Linked DNA regions of Homo sapiens: region 1 is linked to region 2. Evidence: chromatin contacts called from ENCODE Hi-C or POLR2A ChIA-PET data. All regions are on one chromosome and are shown on one strand. The core of a region is the stretch at or near the end of the contact, and the rest is flanking DNA. Distances in the headings are between cores, read along the strand shown.

Region 1 (6,316 bases), core at 1,409-3,908, 2.3 Mb before region 2:
ACTGGCTGTGAGTGGGAATTGTGCCCCTGTTCTTGGTCCAGGCTCAAGAGCCAGCCTTGGCCTCCAATGAGGCAGGCAGGCCTCTGACACCACCTATACCATTCTGACTTGATTTTCCTATGCTGCCTGAGGCAGGAAAGTCCATGCCTAAACTCTGGTCATAGTGCCTGCCCCACAGTCTAGCTGCCTTTCCCTTTATAAAGTTATTGCCTCAAGTCATGGGCTTAGTTCTCTCCTCCCCTGGCTGCCTGCAGCCAACCGAGAGAGTGGGCTGCCATCTCGCCTGGCCCTTTGTCCCCAGGTTGGCTGGCTTGTGGGGAGGATGGTCTTAAGTACTACTTCCTTCCCCCCTACCCCCCAGTCTGGAAAAAAAATTATCTGGCATCTACCCCAGTTTCCATCTGCTACTCTGTTGATTGGGAGATTGAGCCCATTCCCTGGTCTGCCCTCCTACTCAGCACCTGGTGACCTGGGCCCTATCTAGGTCCTTCTGGGGATGGTTTGGACCCAGACTTCAGCCACAGACAGGAGGCAGCAGTGCCAGGGTACATCACACAGAGAGAAGTCAAGGGTGTGGGTCCTTGAGAAACCACCTGAGTTTCAATCCGTCCTGCCTCTAGTTGTGCGATCCTGGCACTTCACATCCCTTGTCTGTGCCTTGATTTCTTCATTTGTAAAGGGAGGTGACTAATAGCTCCTATCTCATAGGAGTGCGAAGATTGAATGAGTTGGGAGAGGCTATGAGATGGCACAGCACATAGGAACCACAGTGTTAGCAATTGTTATTGCAGTCAGAAAACCCATCTTCGTTCTACCATTTACCGGTTGACCTCGGGCAGGTCCGTCCTTGTCCCTCCCTGTACCTCAGTTTTCTTCTCTGCAGTGGAGTTACGCTCCCTCCCTCAGTGAGAGGAAGAGAGTGGAGGACTGGCAGAGATGAGGTAGGTGAATGTGGGTTATGTGTTGTGAGTTGCCATGCACATGGGCAGTGTTATCATTGATTTTGAATCCATTTGAATTCTTAGTTCCAAAAGGCAGAGACAGGTGATTTCTTAGTTTGCCCTAGCTTTGCATAGAGAGGACAGACACTGAGGGCAATACCTGTCTAGCAGGTGAAACCGAATGTCCATCTTAGAGGCTGGCCTGGGCCAGGCTCCACTGCTGGCTTCAGGGCCACAGGCTTAGGTGCAGGCCTGAGGAGGAGCTCTTAGACTGTCCACAGCCTCCCTCTCTGGGGCAGTGTGCCCCTGTGTATCAGGAGGCTGTTGGCTTCACCCAGTGGGCCAGGAACCTCACTCTGCACTGTCTCTGGAGGTACCTTGAGTTTACCTTCCTGGCCTGCTGGGGTGCCTCAGGACTCTGAGGGAAGAAGGAGGGGACAACTGGAAGCAAAATGTAGAATGGTAAAGCCAAACTTCTTGGTAGCAAAACTTTCCTGGTTCCAGGAGGTAAAAACAACAACCAAATGGTCCTGGCCCCATGGAGCAGGGCAGAGGGCAGAGGGCAGCCAGCCCACCGCCTTTGCTGGTGTCTGCAGTGCGTGAATCGTGTCTAGGTCTGTGAGTTCTGAAGGTTGGATGTTCACCTCTACTCCTTCCTCGGCCTGTCTCCTCTCAGTGCAGCTAGACATCCAGTAAACACTAGATAAGTACTTACTGAGCTGGGTGGATTTTCCATTCATGGTTCCCTGGGGCACAAGTGGAAGTGGTAGGTCTGGGCCCTGTCTGGTCTAGAGAGAGGAGACCCTTTTACAAAGGGCAGGCACGTAGTTCTGAGAGGAGGAGCTGATGGCAGAGCTGGCTGGACTGCTCAGGTAACTGCAGAGGGTCTGGGCCTGGACCCCCCAAGGGAGTCCCCACTGAATGGTCAGGTTGCCTGAGATAGCTGAGCCCTAGGCACTTTGCGGGCAGAGATCCCCTTAAGCTGCTTTGACCCTCCCTCCCCCACAGTGAGTGGGGCACGGGGGATGCTCCCCTCTCTACTTGGGGAAGGGGCCTTCCTAATTATATCCCCCTCCACTCACATGGAAATGAGTTTGGATTTTCTGAGCGTACACCAGCTGGCTTGGGGGGAGGCAGCCCAGAAGGCTGCTGGCTGGGAAAGGGAGGAGAAAGGAGAGGGAGGGGAAGGAGCCAGGCCAAGATGAAAAATTTCCAGTGTTCTCCCAGGCAAAGCAACAGCGGGTCCCTGAGTGCTCCCCACATATCATCGTTGTGCCTGCTGGTAGGCTCAGCAGGGAGCCGTGTCCACTTAGGCGAACGCATCCTCCGAGGACCATAGTCCTCAGGGTGCGAACCACTTAGCTGGCCATAGCAAGGTTGTTGGGTGTTGGACTCCTCTGCGCCCTTGGAGAGAGGTCCTCCACGACTTCTACGCCAATCTTTTTACGGGGTGCGGGGAGTGGAACTGAGGCCCAGAGAGGGGATAGGGCCTGCCGCCCCTGGCAGAAGACCACAAGTCTGGCTTGTCCGCAGCTGGGCTTTCCCCGTAGAGTTGCCCGGGAGAGGGTGGCGAAGGTTCCCCCAGCAGTTCCGCTCTCGCTCAGGAAAGCCAGTGAGGCGAGAAAAGGCTGCGAGGGGCGGGGGGAGGGGCGGGGTGGGGTCAGCGCTGGCTCCGCCTCCTGGCGCTTGGGTCTGCCTGCGGCCGGGCGCTGGCTCAGTCTCGGCTGATTGCCGCTGTCGCTCCCGGGGCCACGGGATGACGCCTCCTCCGCCCGGACGTGCCGCCCCCAGCGCACCGCGCGCCCGCGTCCCTGGCCCGCCGGCTCGGTTGGGGCTTCCGCTGCGGCTGCGGCTGCTGCTGCTGCTCTGGGCGGCCGCCGCCTCCGCCCAGGGCCACCTAAGGAGCGGACCCCGCATCTTCGCCGTCTGGAAAGGTAGGCGGCGCCGCGCGGCCGGTCAGGCGCGGGATCAGACGCTGCGCGGGGCGGGTGCGGAGTGTGCTGCACCCGGAGGGAGTGCGTGCGCGCAGCTCTGCGGGTCCCGGGCTGTCCCCGCGCTGTCCCCGCGTGGAGCGTGTGGGTTTGGGTGAGTGTGTGTGAGTGTACACGCTGGCACACCAGAGCCGGCTGTAACGCTGCGGCGAGCGAGCGGCGGGGGCCGGAGCCCCGGCTAAGTCGCACCAAGTCCCTGGCAGCCAGGAGCCGCAACGCCCGGGCGCCAGGGGAGGGGGCGGGCCCCTCTCTCGGCCCCGAGCCACTCTGGGTCCTCTGGCTCGGGGGCTTCGGCGGAGGACCTTTCCCCGCCTGGGACCCCAACCCGGGTACCCTCCTTTTGAGCTGCGGGCTCTGCTGGCGCGCGGGGCGCAGGCTGGGCCGGCAAGGGGGGCGCGGACCCCTTGCCGCCGCCGCCGCGCTTCGGCAGCGGGAACAAAGACCCCGCCGCCTGCCCCCGCCCCCGCCCCGGCCCGGAGCTCGGGCCAGGCAAGGGGGTGGGCATCCTGCAGCGAGCGGCGGGACATGGTGCGGTGCGGCGGCTTGGGGTACCAGGGCGCTGCCTCAGCAATGCCGGGACCGGCCGCTCCCCCCTTGCCCGCACGTGGCAGTTGTCACCAGAAATCGGCTCCAGCGTTGGGGGGCAGTGCCCGTTGGGTGGGGCACGGCCGTTGGGACCCCCAGGCGGTGGATCTAGGGCGGGGGTGCAGCCTTTAGGCCAGGGTAGATAATAAGAACCTGGGGGACTGGAGTCTCCCCCAGGGCACCTCAGTTTAGACCCTGTACTATGGGACAGAAAGCCGGTTAGGCGGGGGTTTGAGGCTTTCTGCCGCGAGGAACTGATCTCCCCTCCCCTGCATTGCACACAAATGCCTCCCCGCCCCCAGTCCGATTCGGCTCTGTCCCCAAATTTGGCGTGTCTGCGGCCCCCCTGTCGTGATGGTGGGGGACTCGCAGTGGGGGCTGGGGGAACTGGTCGGGTCTGGCCCCACCGGGAGCCTTTTGATGCCTTTGGCAGTTTGCAGGGATTGCGGGAGTCTGAGCATTATCTGGGGCAGGTATTATTAGCAGAGGGGAAAAAAAACCATACACAAAACGAGTGGCCCGAACTGCCGCAGTAGCTGAGGGAATGTGACTTGCCCAAGGTCACTGAGCAGTGTGGGAGCCCAGGTGCAGGCAGGGGCTCTGATCTGGCACAGGACCAGTCCAGGTTCTGGGTTAGGGAGGGGAGAAGGATTTAGGTGGTTCAGGGACCATGAATGAGGTGCTCTGGGGACCAGCTCGGCTACCCAGCCTGAGGTGCTCCTGGAGGAAGCCGAGCAGTGCTGCTAGAGCTCCGGCCGCCTGTACATGGAGGAGGCCTGCACACCCCTCTGCCATCCCAGCTCCAGCCCAAGCTTCCTTTGCCCTCCCAGCAGCTTTGCCTTCCCTCAGTCTCCTTGGCTGTCTTGGACATCATAGCGTGTGGGCACTCTGGAGGGGACAAATGGCCACATCTGAGTGTTCTGGAATCTTTCCCTCCATCAAACCCCTTGCATTTTGACTCTGTTTGCCTGTCCCAAAGTCTTCCCATGACCCCCCACCCCCACCCCACTTAATGCACACCCACTTCTTAGCACTTAATGCATACATCCCATCCTGGGCACTTAGTTCCCACCCTGAGGCTATTTAAAGTTGCTTTCAGTCCTCTTACCCACTTTTCGAAGCTCCCAGCACAGCTCCATGGCCTACCCCCCCGCCCGCAGTTCACTGCTGTAGCCACACTGGCTGTGCCCTCTGCTTAGTAATGCACTGTTGAGCCCCGCTGGCTGGGGTCTGCCAACCGTTCACCAGTCTTGTCCAACGACAGTCTGTGGTCTCCTTCACCAGTGCCAGGTGCCCCACTGGCCAGACAGGCCCTGCCATTCACCTGCCCCCCACCCCCAGGGCCACCAGCTGGTGATGGTGTGCCCGACTGACAGCTGCCTCCTGTCTCCTGTGGGGTGACACATGGCAATCGGACAGGAATGGGCTTGGGTAGGACAAACCCAGGAACAGGGTAAGAGGGGGTCTTTCTGGAAGCCTAGAGCTCTGTCTACCAGTGGTGGGTGGGAGTATGGTGGTATCCAGGAATGACAAAATCAGGGATGGTGGTGGTTCTGGAGCCATTTCTCTATGAGGCATAGATGGGGGTTTTAGTTTTGAGTCAGGACAGCTGTGGGGACTGGAATAGGTATGGAAAGTTCTTTATTTTCTGCTGCTTGGATCCCCAAGTTCTAGAGAAAGATTAAAGCAGGGAACTCTGAGAGGGGCCCAGCCTGCACTGATCAGGGAGATTGCTGCCTCTGCAGCTTGATGAAAGTCTGGCACAGCGTAGCTCAGGCCAGGGAGAGAGATGGGCCATCATGTACCTGCTGGGTGTCCTTGAGCTCCACACTTGTCTTTGACCCTTAGAGCCTGCCAGAGCAAGAAAGGCTGTAGGGATTGTCCCCCAAGGGCTGTCACTGACACATGGGCCAGTCAAGGATGTGCATGTGTGGTCCTGATCTTCCTGTAAGCAGGAACTGTAAGGGAGTAGATTGCAGGTGAGGGCTGGGGCTTAGCAGGAGGTTGGCATGCGTTTGTAAGCTGTGCACCCCTCTTCCATTTTATCAGTGGTTGGAGGAGCTAAAGAAGGCTTGGAACCCCAAGGTCAGAGGTGAACCAGCCTGTCCATGGGGAAACAGAACCCATATCCCCAGTCTCAACCTGCCCGGCTGGTTCTGCCCTCCCTCGCTTTTGTCCAGTGAAACAACGGGATGTTATTGTTGACTTGGTGGCTGCTGGGGAGCCATTCTGGGGCTGCTCCCCAGGGCAGGAGGTTGTTGTTACCTCCTCCAGGGGATGAGGTCACATCTGGGGCTTCCCAAGCATCAGCATTTCCAGTGGAAATCCTTGCCCCCTTGGGGACTTAGATGTGTTCATCACCTTCAAGGTGAACTCCCTCCACAGAGTCTCATGGTGGGGGGGCAATTCCCCGGAGGAGAGGGGGAGTTTCCTAAGCCAAGAGAGATGCTTGGTGAGGTCACCAGGAGCTTCCTACCAAGCTCTGTGACCCCTCTGTCCTGGACAGTGAAGATTCTGAGAGCAGGTCCGGTGGAATGGACGCTGGCACAGGTCCAATGATGACCATGGTATAGGGGAGAGAGCTGGGAGGTCGGGAGCCTGGTTCAGGCTGTGACCTAATTTGCTCTGTGACTGGGCAAGTCTTTGCCTTTTACTGAACCCCAGTTTCCCCAAATGCCCAAAGAGGGTAGGGGAGGGGGCTCATCCTTTTCTGAGATTTAATGTCTTAGGATTTCTCTCTCTCTGGGATGGGAGGGGCTGGGCAGAGTCTGTGGTGGCCTGTTTAAATCTTAGATTTCG
Region 2 (5,746 bases), core at 727-3,226:
TAGTAATCTCTATGAGAGTGGATGTTGGTCTTTGCATCTCATAAATTGGCTTAGCTCTGGATGTTGGTCTCTGCATCTCATAAATTGGCTTAGCTCTGATCATTTTGGGGACAGAAGTGGGGATGGCCTTTGAGCTTTAAGGCTGGAGACAACAGCTGACCAATCCTGGACGGAAGGGAACGGGAGAGCAAAGAGACAAGTAACTAATTTGGACCTGATAAACACTGAGGAATGAACAGTGCTGAAGAGAAAGGCAAGAGTGGCTCCTTCTCCCATTTCCCAGACCAGTTATTCCAAACATAACGCCGCTCAAGTTTCTCATTCCATCTCCAAGCCTCTCTGTAGTTAAATGACCTCCATCTTTTTTTTCTGGGGGCGGGGACGGAGTCTCGCTCTGTCACCCAGGCTGGAGTGCAGTGGCGCGATCTTGGCTCACTGCAAGCTCCGCCTTCCGGGTTCATGCCATTCTCCTGCCTTGGCCTCCCGAGTAGCTGGGACTACAGGCGCCTGCTACCACGCCCGGCTAATTTTTTGTATATTTAGTAGAGACGAGGTTTCACCATGTTGGCCTGGATGGTCTCGATCTCTTGACCTCGTGATCCACCCGCCTCGGCCTCCCAAAGTGCTGGGATTACAGGCGTGAGCCACCGCGCCCGGCTAAATGACCTCCATCTTAATGTTACAGAGCCAACTGTCTCAACTTCCTTCTCTCTAGTTTAGTGAGTCTCAATCTTTAGCATTAGAGTCACCTGTGGAGCTTTAAAACAGTAATGACACCTGGCACAACCCAGAATTTAATTGGTCTAGAGTGGGGCAACAGTATTGGTTTTATTTAACAAAAAGTTTCCCAGGTGATTCAAATGCACATACAAGGTTGCGTTCCACTAGTGATCTTGATCTTATAAATTAGCCTCCCTCACCCTCGAAGAGGCCACTTCTCGGTTTCATGGTACGCTTTTGAGTCTTCTACCTAAACAGAAAACATTCCTGAGGGCCATATTCTCGTTCCTCATTTCTCTAACTTTATAACGATGCTTCTTTAAAGGGAAGTCTACACTAGTACGGTTTCCATCAGGTTTATTTTACTTCTTTTTTCTCTTTCAGACCACCACTGTCACATGCTCTTGCGCCCGTTATTCTGCTTTTACCTCCTTTCGTATTTCTTTGACCAGGTACTGGATTACTAGTCTTTTAACACAGTCCTCTAAAAGTGACCCAAAAGTCACCCTGGAAAGGGCTTCCTCACGTTATCCTCCTACACAACCTGGGACCCCTCTTCTGTGCGCAGACAGCATCCCGTGCATTTTTCTCTATTGTCACTTTATTGTACTACCACTGCGGATTCTCTCACGGTCTCCTATACAAAAGCACTTCAAAAAGCTGACACCACTTAATTCGCCTCTGACATTCTGGAACCCAAGGCATGGAAACCACTCAGTGAAAAGTCTGAGAAATGAATGGAAACGGAGGTCGGGGCGGGGACAATGGAGGGGGCAGTGGGTGGAGAGAGCGTGCGTGTTTGAAAAGGGGCGGGGGCTATGACCGGCGGCGCTGAGAATCCAGGTCCAGAATCGGGAGGGAGCACGGATACGCCAGAATCTGAGTGGGTGGGAGAGCGATCCACTGCCGAGACAAACCGAAGTGGGGAGGAGGCTTCTTACCTGCCTCGGGCCTCACCACCCCAACCAGCCTTCAGGCACCTCTGTGTTGGCCGGAAAGCGACAGCTACGGTCGCAAACTCAGAGGTTTCGTCCCCAACCTTGCGACATCCCTTTCCAGTACAGGGAGAATCTAAAGCTGAGTTCCCTGCTCTGCCGTAAGGTGAAGAAGAAAAAATTTGGGCGGGGCCGCCTGGGGCGTAGGAAAGGGGGCGTGTCTGCGCAAGCGCACGCTGTACTCTCCAGTGGCGTCACGTGCGGGGGCGGGACAGGGCGGGGCCGACCCGTGCTGGCAGTAGGGGGCGTGGGAGGTAAGTGCGCGCGCGCCTGCTCGCCTGCAGCCGGGGAGTCGCGCGGGGCGGGGCCGCGTGCGCGGGGTCGGGGGCGCGCGACCGAAGCGGATAAGGGACGCGGCGGCGGTTGGCTGTGTCTGTTGAGAGAGTACAGGACAGCCCGGACTGCGAGAGGCGGCGGCGGAGGCAGTAGTTGCACCGGCAGAGGCGGCCGCTGGCAGCGGTTGAGGCGGCGGTCCAACGCGTGCTCTCTGGGCGGGGTGCGGCGGGGGATGTGCCTGCTCAGGCCGGGCGGAGTCTCTCTGACAGGGCGGGGGATGCGCCGCGGCCGCTCGCCCGGACCCTGAGGCTGCTGGGCCCACCCTCCCGGAACCGTCCGACCCTCGGTGGCCTCGGCCTCTTCTGCCATCTCCGGTCCTACCCTGGGGCGGAGGGTGGAAGGCAGCTTCCGTCGAAGAGGAGGGGGCTGCGGTGGCCACCGCGGCGGAGCCCGAGGTAAGACCCGCCCAAGCGCCCAGCGGCCCTGCAGCCCGTCCTGGCCCACGTCTCAGCCTCGCTATTTGGCTCCGGTCGGGCCGCCCCGCCCCGTCCCAGCGGAGACGCCCCGCGAGCGGGTCTGCGCCGAGCCTCCCAAACACCAGATCACGGCCCCGGATCCCCAGTAGACCCCACCCCCTGTATCTTCCATTGGCCGGGCACCATTCCGGCCCTCCAGCCTCCCCGGAGATTCTGTCACGGTCCCCCCAACCCAGCAGACCCCATTAGTACCCCTCAGAGTCCCTTAGGACTCTTAATGGAGCTTCTAGACTACGTTACATCCTCCCTTGGGCTGACGTGATTACAGTTCTCAGGCAAAGTCTCGACCGCCCCCTAACCCATTGCGTCCCCCATGTGCCCCTCGCCCTACTCTTCTTAGTAGAACCCCTCCCAGCTCGCTCATCACCAAGCCGACTAGCACTAACCCTAGCCATCACGGCTTTCAGATAGCCGCTGTCATGGTGTTCTTACTCCCGGTAGATGTGGTGTCAGTCCCTCTAGACACCGTCACAGACTTTGGCTTCTCTCCCACCACCGACTGTAGCCTCTCTCAACAGACCTCTCCTCAAGCAAACCTTGTTATCTTTCTCCTTAGTCGCGATCCTTTCTTTGGTTGAAAGGGCTTTGCCATGAAATCCTGAGGGAATATTTGCTTAGCCTAATGTATTCCCTCCATTGTGGCTTAAGGGGACCGACCGAGACCCATGTTTGGAGGGGTTGGGCTGAAAAAAGTGGGAGGCAGAGTGAAGTTATGGAAGCATGAGGCCAGTTGTGTGTGTGCCATTATAAGGTCACAGAGCCTGCACCTCGTCTTGTCTGTTCTGTGTAGAACGTGTGAGGTTGTCCAGCACTGATGTTTTAGGGACCTCTGTAAGGATTAAATCACGTTGCACTAGTGGATATAACTATGTCGTCTTGTAGTATTACTTCACCTCCTTGTCGATTGCTGCAGATACTAGAACTGTTTCTTATTTTTATTTTTAAAGGATACTAGGGGACTTTTTTTGGATTCACTGTTTTTTGGATTTGCTAGAAAAATAAGATTTGTAGCATTCCTTAATCCCTGAATGCTTCGATGTCGGTTTAATAATAAACTTCTGTTGCCTGGTGCTGCTGTCTTGCTTCTCCAAGAAGCAAGTACAGAAATCATGCAGTGTTCACTGAGGTCATTACCAACAACAGCCTTCTCAATAGCAGTAAAATGTTGAATAAAATGTTTGTAGAAGTTGAGCTCCTGAGTTGTCAAGAAAGAAATGTAATGTTGCATCAAATGATCAGTACGTAATTTTAATATTGGTATAAAGATGAAATATAAAGAGGTCTTTGTAGTCATACACACACACACAGTAAAAAATGTTAAAGTAACAGGAGAAAATCACATTAAAATTATAGATAATAACTAGACGTAAAAGCCAAAAGTTTCGGAAGAGTAATGTAGTAAAAATTTCTGTTCCGCCTTCACTCTCCAGCCACCCATTTTTCCTCTTTAGAGGCAACCACTATTTCCAGCTTCATGTGTATCCTTTCTGTGATATTTCCAATATATAAACCTACACATTTATATTTTTAAGACACTGTACACAAATGGTTGCATACTTTACATTCTATACATAGCCTGTTTTTTTTACTTAATACTACATCCTAGAGGTCATTTCTTAACAATACATATGGAAGTGCCTCATTTACTGGCTGGATAGTATTCCATTTTTGTGGACTGGAGGTTATTTTTGGTGTTTTGCTTTTACCAACAATGTTACATGCTTTTCTTTTAAATGTGTCTGATGTTATATGTATGTTTAAATAATTTTGTGAGTTGAAAAAAATTCCTGATGATTCTTTTATGTTGAACCTACAGAAAGGATGTAACTAAATTTCTCATTGAACCTCTGAGCTTCCACAGTGTGACTAGCTGTGATGATGATTATAATATTTATTAAATTATTGAAGGATTTTAAAGCAGGGGACTGGAATGATCAGATTTGCATTTTAAAAAAGTCATTCTGGCTGCAGTGAATTGAAGAGTAGAATAAGACTAAAGGCCAGGAATATTAGGGTTATCCAGGCAAATGGTGAGACTGGATCTGAACTTGGATATTCGGAGTTGAGTTGGTGATTTTATTGTATTTGGGGTTGGGGAGAAGTTGCATACAGGATAAAATCTAGGTTTCTGGCTTGTGCCTTTCACTGAGGTGGGGATTCCCATGAAGGAGTGGGATTTTGTTTTTATTTTGTCAAGGAGGAAGGATAGAGGGGTTAATTTGTGACATGTTCAGTTTAGGTGACTGTAGTTCTGTCAGATGTAGATGACCATTAGGCATTTGGATTTGTGGCTGAAGCTCAGTATCAGGTTCTGGGTTGATAGCAGTAGATTTTGGAGGCAAAATCATACAGAAGGGAGGAGAAAAGGTTTTAGGATGGAAACCCAACATTTAAATTACAGGTAGAGTTGAATATTTAAATTAGTAAATTACATGATTAAGTGCCTTTAAAAAACTTATTCTAGTTTAAGCATTAACAGTGAGATTCACTATCTAATATATGAATTTTTAACAGTTGTTTTCCCTTAGTTATTTTAGTAGTATATAGTTCCTGAGGGAAATTGGGTAAACTTAGATTTTTTTTAACAAGTACCTCAATAGAAGTTAGCGATATAAACTCCATCTTTCCTAATCATTTGGATTATACTATGTGGAAGTTTGTTCAGTCTTTAATAGCAGAGAAATGTAGGAGGTTTGAAAATATGATTTGCCAAGAATATTAAGGTTTTTAGTTGGAGTGATTTTTGGTTATGTTAACTCAGTTTGAAATAAATATTAGTCAAAGACTTTTCAGACATTTTAAAAACCACAATATTGACTTAATGTATTGATTCCTAAGTCTAGAACTGCTGTCTAGAGTGCTTGCCTTTGCTCTAGACCCCTGTAAAAGCACTGCCTAATGGATATCACCACTTTGATTCACATTTCACAAACACTTCAATCCAAACATTTAGGAAACAAAACTCTTCCTGCCTCTTTTCCCCCCACAAAAACAGTGGAGAGAGAGCCGGAGACAGAAACTGCAACAAAATTTTTTCTTCCCCCCGATTTCCTACCTTGATTAATGGCACCACTCTTTCCTCATGAAACCTTCAGGAACCTGGGAATTGCCCTCCGCTTCACTCTGTACTTCACTGCCAACATCCAGTCTGTCACTGCCTTGTACATTTTCCCTCATGATATTTCAGGTCATTCCTTATTACTTTTTGTTGCCTCTATC

The links. A loop is a pair of places that touch in the nucleus more often than their neighbours do. ChIA-PET counts read pairs that join two places held with the same protein, here RNA polymerase II (POLR2A).
Region 1: a map with no recorded cell type shows a loop between it and region 2 (25-fold over the local background). The contact joins the promoter of SEMA7A here to the promoter of MYO9A in region 2. A Hi-C loop is called at or near these places in 1 of 37 single-sample maps with no recorded cell type. POLR2A ChIA-PET finds 5 or more read pairs at or near these places in 1 of 52 experiments (OCI-LY7).

The regions. Positions count from the first base shown.
Region 1 is chr15:74,430,300-74,436,615 of GRCh38, reverse strand. SEMA7A (semaphorin 7A (JohnMiltonHagen blood group)) reads left to right here and starts at 2,658. Exons shown (of 14, transcript NM_003612.5): 1 at 2,658-2,875. The coding sequence starts at 2,698. RefSeq lists silencers at 2,516-3,025, 3,076-3,225, 3,376-3,495.
Region 2 is chr15:72,114,380-72,120,125 of GRCh38, reverse strand. MYO9A (myosin IXA) reads left to right here and starts at 1,976. Exons shown (of 42, transcript NM_006901.4): 1 at 1,976-2,446. It overlaps SENP8 (SUMO peptidase family member, NEDD8 specific), which reads right to left and starts at 1,723. Exons shown (of 2, transcript NM_145204.4): 1 at 1,662-1,723. RefSeq lists a silencer at 1,855-2,624 and an enhancer at 2,825-3,034.